2 separate regions of the Homo sapiens genome follow, and region 1 is linked to region 2. A link is a contact called in ENCODE Hi-C data. All regions are on one chromosome and are shown on one strand. The core of a region is the stretch at or near the end of the contact, and the rest is flanking DNA. Distances in the headings are between cores, read along the strand shown. Region 1 holds the start of CEP78 (centrosomal protein 78). Region 2 holds the start of HNRNPK (heterogeneous nuclear ribonucleoprotein K).

Evidence for each region. A loop is a pair of places that touch in the nucleus more often than their neighbours do. Pooled maps may share reads with other maps.
Region 1: a loop to region 2 is called in a pooled map, with 10 times the contacts of the local background. The contact joins the promoter of CEP78 here to the promoter of HNRNPK in region 2. A Hi-C loop is called at or near these places in 8 of 50 pooled maps.

The regions. Positions count from the first base shown.
Region 1 is chr9:78,232,318-78,238,087 of GRCh38, forward strand. It overlaps CEP78 (centrosomal protein 78), which reads left to right and starts at 3,758. Exons shown (of 17, transcript NM_001330691.3): 1 at 3,758-4,286. The coding sequence starts at 4,034. RefSeq lists an enhancer at 3,487-4,156 and a silencer at 3,782-4,151.
Region 2 is chr9:83,978,516-83,983,806 of GRCh38, forward strand. HNRNPK (heterogeneous nuclear ribonucleoprotein K) reads right to left here and starts at 1,700. Exons shown (of 17, transcript NM_031263.4): 1 at 1,638-1,700. RMI1 (RecQ mediated genome instability 1) reads left to right here and starts at 2,290. Exons shown (of 3, transcript NM_001358291.2): 1 at 2,290-2,376. RefSeq lists enhancers at 974-1,133, 1,954-2,003, 1,963-2,470, 2,044-2,103, 2,234-2,303 and 2 more and silencers at 1,674-1,813, 2,624-2,703.

The DNA of each region.
Region 1 (5,770 bases), core at 2,508-5,007, 5.7 Mb before region 2:
TTTGTCTTTATCCCGAGAGCAAAGGGAAGTCATAGAAGGATTTGCAGAGGAGGTGGTGGCGGCTGCAGTGTGGAGCATGGATTGGAAGGCAGCTGAAGTCAGAAGAAAGAAGACAAGAAAGTTTACATTTGGAACTGTTTTCCCTGATGAAGTAAGAGGTGTCCTGTTCAGGGATGTAGAATGAAGTGTTATGGTGTATTAGTCTGTTCTCATGCTGCTAATAAAGACATACTTGAGACTAGATAATTTATAAAGGAAAGAGGTTTAATGGACTCACAGTTCCACATGGCTGGGGAGGCCTCACAATCATGGCAGACGGCAAAGGAGAAGCAAAGGCACGTCTTACATGCGGCAGGCAAGAGAGCTTGAGCAGGGGAACTCCGATTTATAAAACCATCAGGTCTCGTGAGACTTATTCACTTTCACAAGAACAGTATGGGGGGAACCACCCCCATGATTCAATTATTTCCACCTGGCTCTGCCCTTGACATGTGGGGATTATTACAATTCTAGGTAAAGTGTGGGGACACAGCCAAACCATATCAAGCAGCAACATGAAAAGAAAGAAGGAGAAGGAATTGGAACAACCACTGTGAGTAGCCACAAGGAAGGTAATGGGAAAAAGAAATGGGGACCACACATCCGTTAACATAAGACAGCTTATGTTGTTGGCCAGGTTGACATTGCTCTGTGCCTGGATCCATCAAACCTCACTGCTCTGGAAGCAAGTACAGAGAGGATGAATGTTAGAGATAAGCAGATGATATGGCATTGTGGTTCTATGGAAAGGTAAGTGGGCTAGGAAGTCGGGGTATAACAGTCTGGATTGACTGGGAGTAGAGTACAGTGAACAAGTGCTTAAATGATACCATTTACCTGTATTCTACTCAAACACTCACTCACCAGATCCCCTGAAGGAGGAGAGCTCATCTCTTATACCACCCAGTAGAACGTCCCTCCCAAGTCATGCACCTGCAATGAAGCCAAGGCATTTTGTCTTGGGCCAGGTGTGAGCCTGGTTTGTCAGAGGATCCCAGAGGTGCCACAGAGAGACAGTTTTCATTCAGTGTTCAGGGAAGTGTGTGGGTGAACCCACCAGATGCTGAAAGGAGAACTGGAGCCATTCTTTTTTTGAAGCAACTATTAAGTCATAATTTAACTGAAGCAGAGAAGAGATTATCAGGCAAGCCTTGAAAGAAATCTTGCCACACTAAAAATAAGTAAGCACAGGAAACATAAATTTTAAATGAATATGTTAAATGATTATTAATATGAGGAAGACTTCTCTGAGCTGCATTCATAGGCAGTGGCTACAGGGTGCTGGCAATAGCTTGCGGGGATAATAGGGAAGAATGTTCCTACAATTAGTCATTAGTTAGCACTTTCTCTGTGCTAACACTGTGCTAGGCATAGGGAATGTAAGCATGAATGAGACATGGTTCTTGCCTTCAAAGGGCTTTCAGACTCTGGAAGGAAAACCATCTAAAAAGATGTTTATCATTGGATGTTCTAAGTGTTATGCTACAGGGATGTCAGGGAGCACAGCAGTGAGGTGCTAAACAAGCAAGGGAGGAGAGATGAGGGTTAGAGAGAAACAGGCTTTCTAGGGAAGGTGCCCCAAACCAAGGCTGGGAAAAGAATGGAAGTTAGCCGACTAAATAAAGGAGCAGCCTATGAAAAGACCCAGACAGCAACAATAGGACATCAGAAAGTTCAAGCAGTTCTGTGTATCTAGAGAAGACATGCCAGGAAGAATGTAGCAAGGAGAGAGACAACAGAGATAGTCAAATTATGAAGGAGCTTGTATGTCAAGCTACGTGACATAGATCTGACACTGAGGGCAGTGAGAAATCTTGGCTTTCTAGGGGGCAATTTAATGGATGAAGAGATCTATCTGTGTTAGAAGTAATCTGCCTAGAGTGGGGAAGTTAAGGCTGAGCAGAAGACAAGAACACCCAGAGAAACTGTAAAATGTCAGAAGGGGTGAAAGCTGAGGGTAGAAACCTGACGAACAGCAATATTTAGAGTGGATATGCAAGAGAAGCCAAAGAATGAGACTGAGAAGAAGAAATTCGAGAGGTAAAGAAAAAGAAATCAGGTGGCTTCATGGGAAACAGGGAGGAGGGAGCTTTAAAAAGGTAATGGACACTACATTAATTGATGCTGGAGACTAGAAAGAAAATGGATAGAGCAACAAAGAAATCGTAAAGTTGGAAACAATTTAAATTACCATCAACAGAAAAACAGACACATTACTGTATGTTTCTACATGGAACTCCCATATAACAACAGGGAAAATAAATGAATATCTCTATATGTCAACACGGATGGACCTAGTAAAGGTAACGATAAGTAAAGTAGGAAAAGAAAATATAGAATGTTATATACTGCTTACTTACATATGTAGCAGAAATATAAAGACATACATTGCAACGATGAATACCAAGTTCAGAAGAGCAGTTATCTCAGAGTCAGAGAGTAGTCGTGATTGGGAAGGTGGTTACACAAAGCTCTTCAACAGGAATGGTAATGTTTCATTTATTAAGCTGGTTTATGAATATACAAGCGTTTACTATATTAAGATTTGAGCATGTCGCACATAAAAATAATTGGTGACCATATCTCCGGAATTTTAGAGACGCCTGCATATGTGTGTTGGAAGTAAGTTGGAGTATCCGGAATGCAGTGGGTGGAACAGGAATGCAATAAACACAATGTCTAAGGCTCTACCGGAGGACTATCATTGCTCTAGCAATTGCATACCAATAGAAGGAGAGGTCAATTATCTGGATTCTTCCACTTAGCTTCCACTTAACTTCCCCGTTCCTCAGTTTCCCCTTTTGTAAAGTAGAATATAATAGTATATTCCTTGAGATGTTAGGAGAATGAAATGATTTCATACTTAAACATTGCTTAAAATAATCCCGAGGACATTATTTCAAATAAGTACTAGTTACAAGGGAGTTAGCCAACATCATCGTCAGTACAAAACAAACTGATTCACAGCAAACACAATAAAGTCCTGAATTCATGAAACACTCTTCAATTTGCCAGGAACCGTGTGAGATATGCAGAAACTACAGAAATTAAGGCTTATTTGTAGATATTAACACAGACATAAAAGATTTAATGACCGCAGTTCACGTTCAATCAGCCGTTCCCACATCCCTTGAGTGCAGTCTCTGTGCTGGCTGGACACTGCAAGCACAGACACATTCCTCAGATGTTTAGACTTTTTTTAAAAGTGCGTTGTTACATCCACATTTCACTTTTTATTTTCTTTCTTTTTTTGAGACGGAGTTTCGCTCTTGTCGCCCAGGCTGGAGTGCAATGGCAAGATCTCGGCTCACTGCAGCCTCCGCCTCCCGGGTTCTAGCGATTTTCCTTCCTCAGCTGGGATTACAGGCGAGTAGCTGGGATTACAGGCGCCCGCCACCATGCCCGGCTAATGTTTGTATTTTTAATTGAGACGGGGTTTCGCCATGTTGGCCAGGCTGGTCTCGAACTCCTGACCCCAGGTGATCCGCTCGCCCCCGCCTCACACAGTGCTGGGATTACAGGCGTGGGCCACCGCGCCCGACCACACATTTCACTTTTATTCGGATCGATCAGTAAACTCTTTCGCAAACCCTCAAACTCTCCCGACCACTATCTCAGGTAGCAGCGAACTCACCCGTCCTCAGGAGGCGGGACCTGCGTGCCGACGCACAGCGAGCACGTTGACGTCTTGGCGCACCGTTCCACGGCACCGCCCACCGGCTTGAATCCCGGCGCCTCAGAGGACTATGAGGCGGGCGCCAACTGCTTGGGCCGCAGGGCGGGAGGCAGCGCGGGAGTGGGGCGTTGAGGGGCCGGCCTAGCTTGGGGCTCTGGCCTTGCGTCTTCCGACCGAATCACCGCTCCTGAGCCCGGTGCGGGGCTGCCGCTATCGCCTGGCCGTGGGTGCCGGAGCGGCCGGGTTGCGACTCAGCGTTCTTGGGTGGGCGCGGGCGGCGTCTCCGCGGCGGGCATCCCCCGAGGCCGCCCTCGGGCCATGATCGACTCCGTGAAGCTGCGCCGCGACAGCGCGGCGGACTTCTTCTCCCACTACGAGTACCTGTGCGCGCTGCAGAACTCGGTGCCGCTGCCCGCCGTGCGCGCCTGTCTCCGGGAGGGCGTGCTGGATTTCAACGCCGACCGCCTCCGCGGGGTGGACTGGGCGCCTCTGCTGAGCACCCTCAAGATCAATAAAGACCTGCCCTTGGTCTCCATCAAGAGCTTCTTCCAGCCCTGGCTGGGGGACACAGGTTTGTAGTTCCCGCCTCCAGGGCCCCTCAGTCGGTGCGGCGAAGTGGGTTTTTAGGTGAGTGGTGTCCATTGTCGGGGTATGTGTGCAATAGAAGGGGTGTGCGGCCTGGACACTCACGAGCTAGGTGAGTGGCTTAAGGTCTCTAGGGCTTCAGTGTGCTCATCCGTAACATGGGCTTAATAACGAGACCCAGGTTATGTGCGCCTTCGCAAGGATTCCCTGCGCTGCTGATGCCTGCAGAGCTCTTAGCACAGTTTGGGACATCATTAAACATTTGACAGATGTTACCTATTTTATTGAATGACTTTGATTTGCCTGATAGAGAACTAAGCAGGTAGGAAATTAATACATGTCAGCCTTTGTCTTTTTTTTTTTTTTTTTTTTTTTTTTTTTGAGACACTGTTTCACTCTGTCGCCCAGGCTGGAATGCAGTGGCAAGATCTCGGCTCACTGCAACCTCCGCCTCCCGGGTTCAAGTGATTCTCCTGCCTCAACCTCCCGAGTAGCTGGGATTACAGGCGCGCGCCACCATGCCCGGCTAATTTTTGTATTTTTAGTAGAGATGGGGTTTCACCATGTTAGCCAGGCTGGTCTCGAACTCCTGACCTCAGGTGATCCGCCCGCTTCGGCCTTCCAAAGTGCTGGGATTACAGGCATGAGCCACCGCGCCCGGCCTGTCTTCATTTTTTAAGGTGTATATAAGAAGTTTGTAAAGTGCTTTACAAATACAAGCCATTTGTAAATGTATAGTGGTATAATTAGGGATCCAGACTCTCTGATTATTCGGAAAATATGTTAGGTCAACTATGATATATGACAAAATGCTGTTATTCCTTTGAGCACTTAGCATTTTCTACATAATGGAGGCAGCTTCCTATAGACGCTAGCTAGGTAACAGGAAGGAACAGTTTGTGCAAAAGTTTTGGAAATAGGAGAGAGTATGCAAGCTGAGTTACAGGACTGGAATTTAGGTTTGAGAAAGAGCAGAGAGAGTTGAGGCTGGAAACCTTGTGGGGGCCAAACAGGGAGGGTCCTCGTTTGTCCTGTCATAGAGTTGGATGTTTATCCTGAAGGTTTTGGGAAACCGCTGTAGGATGATGAGATGGAATTTCCGTAGGAGCTCAGTCTAGCCTCCATATGGAAGACAAATTAAAATTGGAAGGATGGTGAATTGTAATCTAATGGCCCAAACTAAGGTATAGAAAAGAAGGGCTGGGGCCGGGCACCGTGGCTTATGCCTGTAATCCCAGCACTTTGGGAGGCCAAGGCGGGGGGGTGTGGATCACCTGAGGTCAGGAGTTCGAGACCAGGCTCACCAACATGGTGAAACCCCATCTGTACTAAAAATACAAAAAAAAAAAAAAAAAAAATTAGCCGGGCGTGGTGGCGGGCACCTGTAATCCCAGCTACTTGGGAGGCTGAGGCACGAGAGTTGCTTGAACCCAGAAGGTGGAGGTCGCAGTGAGCTGAGATTGCACCGTT
Region 2 (5,291 bases), core at 450-2,949:
GATCACAGTGAATACTGATTTGAACCCAAAAAACCAGCTGTTTCTAAAACTTGATTCTTCATTTTAGGGTTTCACAATTCAAATGACTGCCTAAAAAATACAAAATTCAAGGGAGCCTGGTTTCATTTTTTGCTAAGTTAGAACAATAACTTTTAGCCACTGGATTAAGTCCCACCACAGCAATGAATTGTTTTATACGGCACATTCCCAAAACCCTGAAAAGATAAATGTCATCCACAAAGCATACATTTATGAAAAGTTACAATGCATCTTATTCACTGGGAAAACTAATTTTATATTAAAACTTCCAATTGCTTTCCTATTTCTTTCGACTCATGCTTGAAGCGATCTTATGTGACATCTCTAAAGTTTACAAATACAACGGCAATTGCGAACACATCCAACAACCAGAACAATCTACCGGAGGGATAAATCCAAAAATCTAATATAGGACCAGACCCAAACTACCACAATACCAGTCTATTATTAATCAGCGAAACAAATGGAGCCCTTGAAAACTAACAGTCACTAGCGGATTATTTTAAATTAGGCTTAAGGGAGTACAACACAACAATCATGCCTGTAACACGAAAACTAAAGTGTCTACGTGCCAAAACGGTCGATAGGACTACAAACAGCCTTTTTAAGCTTCCCTCTTGTCGGGACTAGGAGTTGACAAGCGGCCTCTACTAGAAGGTTGGCTAGACAGCAAAGAGCCAACAAGCGAGGCACATTTATGCCTCCCATTCTCCCATACCGTTGGTCGACTTATTGCTCTCCTAACGACAACTGAAACGACATCCTTCCGGCCCAGCACGCAATTTCTGAGGTGTGGTGGGAGAAGAGTTGGATAAGAAAGTTTAAGCAAAAACAGCAGGGCTTATCTGTAAGAATAACGTTGCCGCTTGCCGTTCACCCTTCGGGTCCTGCAGTCACTAGTCCCCAGGCCTCAAAAATCCGCTAAGTATGTGCTCCACTGGCCGAGCGCCAACGCGCCCTCCCCTCCCCGCCTCCCGGCACCGAGATCAAAAACAGCCGGGTAACAGGACGGGAAAAAGCGAAAGTCGACAGCAGAAGCACCGCACCTCTCCTCACCCGGATCCGACAGGAAATGGCGGCCCGCGTAATGGCGACTACGTGCTACTAGGCGGAGCCGAGCGCCGACCCCCTCCCCCACCCACCACGCGGTCCCGAGGTCTCATCCCCCGCATCCTCCCCCCACTGCCCGAGACAAAGCCATCGAGGCAGCCCTGACCGTTCCATCCCCGCCGCTCCAGCTCCGACCCCGGGCCGGGAGACCCAAGGTGAGGCGGGGCTCACACAAAGAGAGCGGCGGCGCGACCTTCTCCCCGCACCGGCCTCCTTTCCTCCACGAGGTCCCTAGTTCCCAGTGCCACATAGCTCCAGCTCATCCTAGAGGCACATGCCTCACGAATCCCCAAGTCTCTAGGACCACAACGCGGACTGCGGATACACGCTCAGGGAAATGGCGGAGGTGGGGGAGGGGACACCGGGCAACGTTCCCACTCGGAGAAGCGGCCAAACACCAAAGCGGCTCCCAGGACGCCTCCCTCAAGCGGAAAAACTGGGCTCCGACCCTCACCTCCACGAGCCGCTCCCCCAACCCGGCTCCTCACCGCGCGAGACTGCCGTCCCTCCGCTGCCGCGCCGCCTCAGCCGGTCGGAGCTAGACAGAAAACGAGCGCAGGCTCCCCTCCCCCGCCTTCTCGCGTCCTCCCCGCCGTCGCGCCCTATTGGCTGCCAGGGCTTCAGCGATGGTGCGAGGGCGAAGCGATTGGCCCGAGGCCACGTCAATCAAGGCGACGGAGGAGGCGACAACCCCGCCTCCCGCCAGCGCCTCCCTTCGGGCTGGGAGGCCACTAAGGGCTCGAGAAAACCCGGGCTTGGGAAAAGTAAACGCAGCCTTTCAGGGAGCCCCAACCCTTACCCGAATCAGCAATACCCAAGCTCCAATAACTCCAATTACCTATAGGCCGCGAACAAGTGGGACACAGGCAAGACGTCGAGGTCGGTGCAGCAGAGAAACAGAGGATAATGGCGTCTGCAGTGCTGTCGCCTGGAGCGCCCTCCTCCTTTCTCGTTCGCGCACTCACTAGCTGGGGGGAGGGGCGGCTAGGGGGCGAACCTCTCGCGAGATCTAACAACTGCCTAGTTCACGCGCACAGGGAGGGGGCGGGGAAGGGGCGTTTTCCAGCCCCGAAGGAGTCCTTTGGGGTTGGAGGAGGGGCGCGAGCGCGCGGCAAATCGGGCGGGAAGAGGTAAAAAAGGAACTGGGAGCGCGCCGCGGCGGTTCCTGTCCTTACAGTTGCGCTGCCCAGGGACCGATGTTGCGCGAGGAAAATGCGGGACGCCCAGGTCGGTGCTCGGCCCAGACTTATGCCCGTGTTTTCACAGCCCACACTCGTGCCCGAAGCCCCTTACCCCGCCCCGGGCTGTGGTCTGTGGGCTGTGGGACGAGCTGCGGCGCGGTAAGTGCGGGCCGTCTGCGTCCGCTGGGCCGGGCCCACGCTTCGGAAACCCGTTGTTTGTAATGGTCCGGGGCGCCCGTCAGTCAAGGCCGGGCCCGGGGGCGCAGCTGGCGGTTCTCGGCCTGCCTTGCGCCGGGGCGGGAGCCGGGGAAACGCGGGGCGAGCCTGGGAGTACTGGAGAACTTCTCGCCGAGAGGGCACAGGCGGTTTCACAGGGCTCTCGGTTCTGAGACTTTCCTCTTGGGTAATGGGACCTGAGATGGAAGTATTTTGTAGTGTCGTCGCTGTAGTTTATTCCGATAAAATTTTTAGGCAATATGTATTGCCCTTGTCTCCTAAAATGAATGCGTATCGCTGAATACGTTGCAGACCTCCACGTTCCATTCAAAGCGCCTGCCTTGTGGCAGTGATGAAAACAGACAAAAACCCTTGCCCTCAAACGTGCTCCTGTTCTAGCGGGTTCAGCGCACACTTGCATTGTATTCGGTTCCTTACTTTTAAGGCTCCTGTGCCAAGCTTTCATGACTTCCTTTGTTAAGGCACATAAGGTCACTTTCAATCGGTGACAGCCCTGGGAAATCTCCAGCCCTGGTAGTACCCGCTTTCCACATCCTTACTCGTCAACCTTCCAGCCTCCGCCCACAATCCCAAACTCATTTTGAAGCATAAAGGTGTCATAATCTGCACATAAAGCGAAATCCACCATTGGCCGAATACATGCATATATTTTAGTGTTGATGAATTTGTGCTGATTCATTCCTGTTATAATGTTTCCTTCTTGGGTAATTTGCAAAACATATATACCAGCATTCTTTTAAATGGCCATGATTGCATCCACCCAGCATCTTTTACTTGACTGATTAGAGGAAAACTCTTGTTAGGGCGCACTGAGGATTTCATGACAAACACCAGTATTTACATTCTGGGAGGATACGTTAACACATGCTGTTAGAACATAATGTCCGGGATTGTGGAATTTATAAAAGTTCTCTTTAAGTGATAATATAATTTTTTAAATGGTCCCCACCATGAAGAGTGTATAGTCTTGTTGGGTAGGTAAAACTTAACTCGCATTTCAGTTCTAAAACACAAAGTTCAGAATTTTATTAAATATTCAAAACTGATGAGTTTATGTAGGGGCTTAGGATACTTGGATTATAGAGATTTAATCCGCCAGTTAGTATTTGCAACATTTAATTGAGTTTGTCATTTAAAACCTGAGACATGTCACTGACACTAATATGCACAAATAGCGGTACGGTAATGATGATGCTGTGCTTTCTTTCAAATTAGGATTTATGTTGCAGTCATCATTTTCTTGATAAGGAATGATGAGTGGGAATCACAAGTAAGCAGCCCTATATAAGAACCTCTTCCGGCCGGGCACGGTGGCTCACGCCTGTAATCCCAGCACTTTGGGAGGCCGAGGCGGGCGGACCACAAGGTCAGGAGATCGAGACCATCCTGGCTAACATTGTGAAACCCCGTCTCTACTAAAAAGACAAAAAAAAAAATTAGCCGGGTGTGGTTGCAGGAGCCTGTAGTCCCAGCTACTCAGGAGGCCGAGGCAGGAGAATGGCGTGAACCCGGAAGGCTGATCTTGCAGTGAGCCGAGATCGCGCCACTGCACTCCAGCCTGGGCGACAGAGCGAGACCCTGTCTCAAAAACAAAAACAAAAACAAAAAAAAAAACCTCTTCCTCCCAGTTTCATTGTCCAGACTGGACCCCGACTGGTGTAAATTATTCATCCCCTCTAGATGCCATTGTGGGATGGTTGCTATTTTTCCCCCCATTTGATTTCTTCTTTACGTCTTTTTAATTTTTAGGTTTGCTCTTTAAATAACAGGAAAGTCTTTTTTCTCCATCCTTTTATTCTCTGTTTGAAATTAAGACTTTTCAACCCAATAATTTTATACCTGTGTTCATTCAAGAACTTAACAATACATTCATTGACTCCAGTCTTGTGTAATTGGTACAATGGTGTAATGGTGTAGTGATCACTTTGGACTCAGTGAATTTAGACCCAATATTACTTAGATGGGGGATTTACTTTAGATGGGCTAATATAATTGAGAATGTACACTATCCAGCTGCATTATTGTTTAAAATAGTATTTATAACTACTATTTCCTGAGTTCCCCACTGTGTGCTAAACGTTGTGCTGGCAGTTTAATACTTTTTAGAGTTCTTTGAGCAAGTTGTTAGTTATCTTTGTTTTGTGAACGAATGAACTAGCACTAAGAGAAGCTAAGGAACATATCCAAGGTCACATAGCAAAATGGGGTTCCAGATTCTCTTTCTGTCTTTTCCTTACTTTAGGTTATGGAGGATCCATAAAAATCTCCTCTGATTACTTCTTCTAATTTCAGTCATATACGGTATAAATTTTTCCTCCCTAATTTTCGGAGTATCTTCTCAAAAATTCCAGGATTACCTTGAACTCATCCTCAATGAATTAAAATGTAGACTTACCTTTATTGTTTAGATGAAGATAATGGAACTGTGGAGTAGATTTAAATATTCGTTAGTGCTTTTAAGTCTCAGCTATTGTCAGAATGACACACGTAAGGTCCAAAAGGATGACACTCCTGCCTCGCTTTTTATTAAAAAAAAATTGGAATATATGAGGCTGACTGAAAATTAATCTGTAAATCAAATATGCCTAGACCTTCGTGGTAGGTGATAAAATTTTCCCACTTTATTTTCTTTTGTTCAGTTCCTGGCAGTACAGATCTAGAATGCAGATTAGTGTGGTCAGCCAAGTTTATCATTCATACAATGCTAATCAGCTTTCTTAAAAA